Regions from separate parts of the Homo sapiens genome. Here region 2 is linked to region 1. A link is a contact called in ENCODE Hi-C or POLR2A ChIA-PET data. All regions are on one chromosome and are shown on one strand. Each heading gives the region's core, a stretch centred on a gene start or an enhancer-like site at or near the end of the contact. The rest is flanking DNA. Distances are from core to core; before and after follow the strand shown. Region 1 overlaps ZEB2 (zinc finger E-box binding homeobox 2). Region 2 overlaps ZEB2 (zinc finger E-box binding homeobox 2).

Region 1 (3,925 bases), core at 731-3,230:
TGCTCAGGACAGTCAGTGATTTTCAAAAGTCAGTGGCATCCGTATCATCTGGGAGCTTGCTTGAAATGCAAATTATTGGGGCCCATCCAAACCTATGGAACCAGCAATCTGTGTTTTAACAAGTCTTTCACGAAATTCTGACCCTTGTCCAATTTAAGAACTCTACAAATTCAATCCTCTGCCTCGCATGGCTAAATGAGACATTCATAACATGATTTTGGAGAGAAGCACAATTGGTCCCATATTATTATTATTAGGTAGCTTTCCTGACTATCTCAGCCTGAGTTCACATAGACTTCCTTCTTCACTTACTGAATGTCATCTGTGTGTCTCAATCATTGAATTGATCACATCCCATCGTAATCTTTCTCTTACGTGTCTGTGAGCTGATAAAAGAATGAACCATATGTTATTCAGCTTTGTGTCACCAGCACCTAGCATAGTGCCTGGGTCACAGTTATTATGCAATAATTGAATGATTAGGCAAGGTTCAGGGTCCTTGGACTCCTCATTTTGGCTCAGTTATTTCATGTTTTTGAATTTCAATTTCCTCATCTGTAAAATGAGCCAGGGTGTGCTTTCTGGGGTGTCCTCAAAGTTCCAGAATTCCATAATTTCAATTAATTAATTACTTTAATCAGTTTGCTTTTTCTTTACTGGCTAGGCCTAGAGAATTTTATCTGTATTCTTTTCAATTAAAAACTCAAAACAACACAGCTTTCTGATGGGGAAAACAAACATGCAGATTAAGAGAAAATATTTTGGAAGTGCCTGGAAACCCCAGACAACATCACAAGCAAAACAGCGCTTATTAAATATTTGTTGAATGAATGAAGGAGGCACTCAAGAAGCTTGAAATATCAGTTATTTCTTGTGGGAACACTTGCTGTGAAGTGAAGATAGCTGCTCCTAATCGCAAACAAAGCTAATAAAACAACAGCATTCATTAGCCAGGAAGTGAACAGGCTCTTCTTGGCGTTCACTGATTATAGTCTGAAAATCATCCCCCGTCTCACCTGCCAAGCACTACTTCTATTTTTCTCTCCTCCAAACCTATCTCTTTCTCCACCTTATTTTTAAAAACTCAATGTATGAAGTTAACTAAGAAATTAAAAAATAATGACTTCCCTGACAGATGTCTGACTGGCAGACAAAACTCTTCCAACCTATAAAAATGTGATAGATACAACCAAGAAGAATATGACATACTTTGTAATAGTATGATTCCCTCCTTGTTAAGTATTTAGGTACTAACTGAATTATCTGATAAACTGATTTTGTACAATTGATTAACATTATATATCCACTCAACTCTTGCAGAGAAATACGTTATAATCAAACTTGTATCGCTTCTGTTACTGATATAAGAAAGCTAACTAATTTAAAAGTTTTAATTTAAGCTCCATGTTAAGAGGAACAGGAGAAATTGAGAGTTATTAAACCAAGAGGATAGTGAAAGTAAAAAAAGTTCTTCTTTCCCCCACTTTCCCCTATGCTAACGATGCGATGCACAGAATTGATGGTTAAAGAGACTTAATTGCTGGCTAGGCTGCCAACCTTATACTAATATTATCAGTTTAGGGGAGTTACACCTGGCACCACTGTATTTCTTGCTGAGGCAAGATTTTCAGTCTAGATCTGGATCTTTACTTGGGGTTCAATTGCTCTGGAGACACCCAAAGAAGGATCCTGTAAACTTAGACCTAACTGGCATTTCTGTTCAATACTTGAAGCAGTGCCTCTCTGATTCCACCACTTCCCATCCTAGCTTGTACTCTGCTATTCTTCTCATGTATTTTGTGAGACATGAACAGGACTGGCTATATGGTTGGTGGGGCCCAGTGTAAAATGAAAATGTTGGGCCCCTCATTCAAAAATTGTCAAGAGCTTCAAGACAGCAACTGCAGAGCCAACCAAGCAGCCCTTCTCAGTGCTGGGCCCTGTGCGACTGTGCAGGTCCCAGACCCAGGAAGCTGGCCCTGTGTATGTTATCGTGAGGCAGGGCCCCCGAGAGCCTCCCATCCCATGACGGCTAGTGCGGTCCAGTAATTTTTTTGTTCATGCTTCCAGTAAAATTTCATTAGAAGAAAGGGCAGGGTGGGGTGGAGTTCAAAATTTCTAGCCTGATTTCCTCATTTAACAGATGTTACAACTAAGGTACAGTGAGGTTAGTGATTCATACAAAGTTGCACAAGTAATTTCTGGAAGAGCTGTATGTAGGATTTATGTATCCTGACTCTTCACCCACTGCTCTTTCTACTGCACCATAATGACTCAACATGAGAGAAAGAGGCAAGAAAAGAGAGAACCTCATCTTTTTAGTTTTTCATCATGCCTGACTTGGTACCATTTGAACAGGCCCTACATACTGAAACGATCACAATGACATTATAAGCAATTCTAAATAGCAACATTATTACACCATACAATGAATATGGGGGGAAGTCAGTTAAAATGCCCACTTCAGAGTGTATGTGTGTGTGTGTGTGTGTTTGTATATGTGTGTGTAGAAAATTTTTACTTTTTTTCTTTTTTTTTTTTAAATGTCCCCATTCCTCTGAATCCTAGACACTTGTTTTATTCTTACATTTTTTTTTTTAACTGGGTAATCCAGAGCTGGGTCTAGTGGGGCAAAGAGAACACATAAAAGTTTTTCAAATTCTCTGTTCAAGATGCTTATTTAAAATTTCCATTTAATATTTAAGGATTGTATTTCCTAATTTGACTGTTTCTAATTTGTAATCAAGTTTCTAAAGGCGCTCAATAAAGAATAACTTTCCATAGCACCTTGCAAAGGTGAATTTTTATTAGGTATTATTTTAACATCTGTTAAAATAGCAGGTATTAGTTATTAGTTAGCAGATATTAGATATTTTGTGGTTATAGTAAACAAGAAATGCCTCAAGCTTAACTTTGGACTAGAAACCAAAAAAGAACTTTATTCCCGGTTCATTTTGCTTTCCCATTTCACATATTACTCGTTATTTTCCTCCCATGCTTAATTATATCCTCCTACATGTGTTCCACTTCTTCAGACTAAATGAAACTGTGTCATCCCCTGATAATAACCCATCCCTTACAGACCTTTTCCACAGGGCCATTCCTGCTTTCATTTGTTATGACTCACAGAACAAAGAGGAAGGGTCAACAAACTCCTTAATTCACGCTACTGCTTCCAATCAATGTTCCTGTTTCGTCAACTCACTCATCATTTATTTCTTTGTTTATTTATTCATTAATTCAACAAATACCCTGGTTATGAACCATTAACACTGTATAAACCACTGCATCCTCTGAGAGGGATTATGGAGAAGAGCAGACCTAACCTCTACCCTCAAATTGTTTCCACTCTGTAGCTGTAATGGTTTGAAGTCGAAGTCGAAAGTCATCCATTTTCACCGTCATGTTTTAGGACATTGCCTGTATACTGCAAGCAAAATGACGCCTGTCCCATGATTACATTTCCCACAGGATGCCATTGCATTCTGGGAAACTTCATCACTTAATAGATAGTCCATGCAGAACCTGGCTTCACAGTGCTTAGGCTTTCTCTAATCCAGCAACATGGATGGCCACACTTGCTCCTGGGCTAACCCTGGGACAAGAACCAGAACCGCGAACTTTCGCTCTCTGATTTCTACTTTCTCCCCTTGCCTATCATCCAGTTTCTCATTCCCTTGAAACGTGTACTTCAATGTGACAATCAGGCCCTGAAAAGTTTCCTAGTCCCTTTTACCCATTCTGATTTTATTTACCTCAGTTCACCTTGGAACTTGAAATCATCACTTCCATCTCTGTCCCTTACACTTGTATCATTCTTACCCTGCTGAACTACGATCCAGTCCAATTTCTGGAGTATCAAACGTATCTTAAAAAAATCTTAAATAATAGTATAGTCTTGTTGCAGACTATGTTTTCAAAATGG
Region 2 (3,453 bases), core at 787-3,286, 79 kb after region 1:
AGCAGCAGCTCCATTTTCCCTTTGCCTTGGGTTTACTTCAGAAGAGTCAGCTCGGAAAAGTTGTCCAATTACTTCAGTGGTCCCAATATTACACCACCAAAACGTGAGCAAAAGTGAAAGATATTCTTGCCACTTCGTCTTTCGTTTCTTCTCAAGAGAAAAAAAAAAAAAAAAACGACCTAATACTGTTAATGAAAAAAGGGGGCACAAAAGTGAAGGTAACAGTTTGTCATGTTTTTATAAGTTTCAGATTATAAATATATCTTTTCTGCTTTAGGAATTTCATCATGTACATGTAGATGGTGCCGGGCAGACTTTTTGTTGTGGTGGTGGTGATTTTCAGAGATTGAAACATTTAATCCATGCAAAGAAAACTACCTTCTTCATATGTCCTCAGTAGTTAAATAGGTACTCAGAACTCAGCATATAGGAAATGGTTCAAAAAACCTTGGGAAGAGAAGTGCAAGTTCAAGAATAAAGTTTGGATTCACACATGCTTTACCAACTTAAGGCAGTAATTAATTCACTTATGGTATTTACATGCCCCTCTTCAGATACTTATGGAGAACATGGGAATTTTAAATTCACAATTCAGTGCAAGATTTAAAATGATCTTCATTAGAATTTGAAGCTATACTCTAAACTGCTTTATATACTACCAACAGGGAGCCTCATTATGTAGTACTATATTTGGACTACCTTCTTTACATTTTGTAGCTGTAGATTTTGAATGTATTTCTGGTATGCTTAAGCAGAATCAAACAAAGTGTTTTAATCAACTCTATTAACTAACCAATCCACACAGTTGTGTGGCAAACGTATAGTCAAGAGACCTTGTGCTTCTTCTTTTCTGATGTCTTCAAAGGATCGGGGGAGAAGAGAGATCTGAGATACCCAAGCACAGAATGATAGCAAAGGATTGCAGAAACACCAAAGTGCTTCACTAAAAAAGATGATGGGAACAAAGAAACCGTCAGATTAAGCGGAAAATAGCTAAAATGATTGTGATTCTAAGTACAGAAGGTACTTCTGCATGCTCATTTCCTTGAGTAGAAAATAGCCCAATTTTCATAATGAAATTTGGAACAGGGGTAAGATATCTACCCATGGTATGTATTAAATGTTGATTGACTTGTTGACGGGCAGAAGGAGCTCACTAAATGCCAACCCAAAGTGAATGCTCAAGTGACAAAGAAGAGTGGAGGAAGGGGACAGAACATTAATCACCTACTATGTGCTTGGCACTTTACCTGTTACCAGTATTTCTTCCCAACTGCCCTATAACATGAGTATTATTATGAGAAGCAGAGATGCAGTTAGACTGAACAACTTGCTACAGGTCTTATGGCTTGTATGAAAGTAGAAACCAAATTTGAGCCCAGATGTCCAAAGCCTACACTCTTCCGAGCACCCACACTGCCTCTCTGCCTCCCTGACTCCCAAGTCTCAAAGGTGTCATTGAGAAAGGCAGAGAGCCAGTTGATTTAAATACAAACTAAAAACAAAAACAAAAACAAAAAGCAAACCCACTCAAGTATTCAAAATAACATAGCTGTCACAAAGTGAATTTCAAAAAGTTATTAATATGGTGGTAGGGAATCTGACATAAAGTTACCCAAAGCTTTTTTCTACATATGATAATGTATACTGAATCTTTAATATACCCGCTGTATTCATTATACCTTTGCTTTAACGAAACAATTTTTGTATGTCATGGCCTGAGCTGAGATGGGCAAGACTGCCCTCAAGCCATTTACACATTTGTGGGGAGACAAATAGGAATCAGATATTTTAAGTGCTGTGACAAAAGTCATCTCAGAATGTATTCTTTTTGGAGGAGATGCTGTTTCTATAAGAAAAAGTACCATGTATATTTCCTGGAAATGTAGAGGTAGAATAGCATGCCAATCACTATGACTATTTCTTTTTTCTTCTTTTTTTAAGTACTCTCCAAAGAGTAAAAAAAAAAGGAACGAATATCTCAGGCTACGGTTATTGTTTCCTCTTTTCAAGAATGTTTCAGCAAGGCCCAGAAACTGAAGTGCCTCCATCGTAGGGTTCCTGGCATCCTGATTAGTCACACCTTGAAACAGTCATAATCAGAATTTAGTGAGCGTTTTCTAGGCTCCAGACACTGTCTTTAGAATTTTGTGTAATACTCCCAAAGATTCTATAAAACAAATACTGCTCCCCATTTTTAAGCATTAAGAACCGAAGTTCAGAGTGGTTAAGAAACGCACCCAGGGGCACATGGCATGGAGAGTAAATGGCAGAATCAGAATGTGGACACAAATTTGTTTGGGTCTGAATCCTGTGTTCTTTTCATTATATCGAGTGTCTGGCCTCCTTGGGGAGGGAGGAGAACTGGGCTCCATTTGTTACAAGTGAATAGATCTAGAGATGTTATTGGAGCAGGAGTCTGGGTGGTGGAGATTGGAACATGAAACAGTGAAGCAGCTCGCCTTGCAGCCTCTAGCAGACAGCACATGCAGAGTATGTGGACCAATTCATAGCTTCTAACTTTCATCCTTAGTTGTGTAACCTCTTTGTGATATTAAAATAGTATCTTAAATTCCCATCCCATTCACCTCTCTTATGGCTGCTGTCCAAATCCTATTATTTAGGAACTTAATAATTTAAAATAGCTTGGTCTTTTTAGATTGTCAAAAACGGCCAGGCGCAGTGGCTCACGCCTGTAATCCCAGCACTTTGGGAGGCCGAGGCGGGCGGATCACGAGGTCAGGAGATCGAGACCGTCCTGGCTAACACAGTGAAACCCTGTCTCTACTAAAAATACAAAAAATTAGCCGGGCGTGGTTGCAGGCACCTGTAGTCCCAGCTACTCGGGAGGCTGAGGCAGGAGAATGGCCTGAACCCGGGAGGCGGAGCTTGCAGTGAGCCGAGATCGCGCCACTCCACTCCAGCCTGGGCGACAGAGCGAGACTCCGTCTCAAAAAAAAAAAAAAAAAAAAAAAAATAGATTGTCAAAAACTCTAATAAAACAGGAATATTTCACACATGCACAGACCCAATTCTGTGGGACACCCAAAGGCTAGCTCTTAAACTATGTCCTATCATCAGTGAAGAGGTAAAATCTAGACTGTTGAAAAGCACAATGCAAATATGAATTCCAATGAATCCTTGACAGTGCAACCTATGTGAAAATCACTATTCTGCTTATTATCTGTATCTATTAATAGACTTCAATTGTAATGATAAGGCAGACATTTCAATCAAATTTTTAGGTTGATAACTGACATAATGTTAAATTGTTGTTCTCTTTGGACAATGTAAATTCATTTCTGAAAAGGTACACATCTCTAAGTTCATTTCCTTAAATTCTAGGGCCTTTAAGAAAGGTAGACAACGTAGGAATATGCAGCTGTAATTTTTTTTAAGGCTACTGTTCCTTTAATGCCCAGCTGGTTCTGAGATGTAATAAAATTGACATAT

What was found. A loop is a pair of places that touch in the nucleus more often than their neighbours do. ChIA-PET counts read pairs that join two places held with the same protein, here RNA polymerase II (POLR2A). Pooled maps may share reads with other maps.
Region 2: a loop to region 1 is called in a pooled map, with 7 times the contacts of the local background. The contact joins two enhancer-like sites. A Hi-C loop is called at or near these places in 2 of 168 maps with a recorded cell type or tissue (cardiac septum and heart left ventricle) and 5 of 50 pooled maps. POLR2A ChIA-PET finds 5 or more read pairs at or near these places in 4 of 52 experiments (BJ, activated CD8-positive, alpha-beta memory T cell, activated T-cell and 1 more).

The regions. Positions count from the first base shown.
Region 1 is chr2:144,412,476-144,416,400 of GRCh38, forward strand. All of the region lies in intron 4 of ZEB2 (zinc finger E-box binding homeobox 2), which reads right to left. Among named protein-coding and RNA genes, the nearest start is that of QTMAN, 82 kb to the left of the region's middle. Within about 2 kb of position 1,981, at least 10 of the 41 ENCODE cell types and tissues checked have a DNase peak (open chromatin) inside an H3K27ac peak, as active enhancers do.
Region 2 is chr2:144,491,200-144,494,652 of GRCh38, forward strand. All of the region lies in intron 2 of ZEB2 (zinc finger E-box binding homeobox 2), which reads right to left. Among named protein-coding and RNA genes, the nearest start is that of ZEB2-AS1, 27 kb to the right of the region's middle. Within about 2 kb of position 2,037, at least 2 of the 41 ENCODE cell types and tissues checked have a DNase peak (open chromatin) inside an H3K27ac peak, as active enhancers do.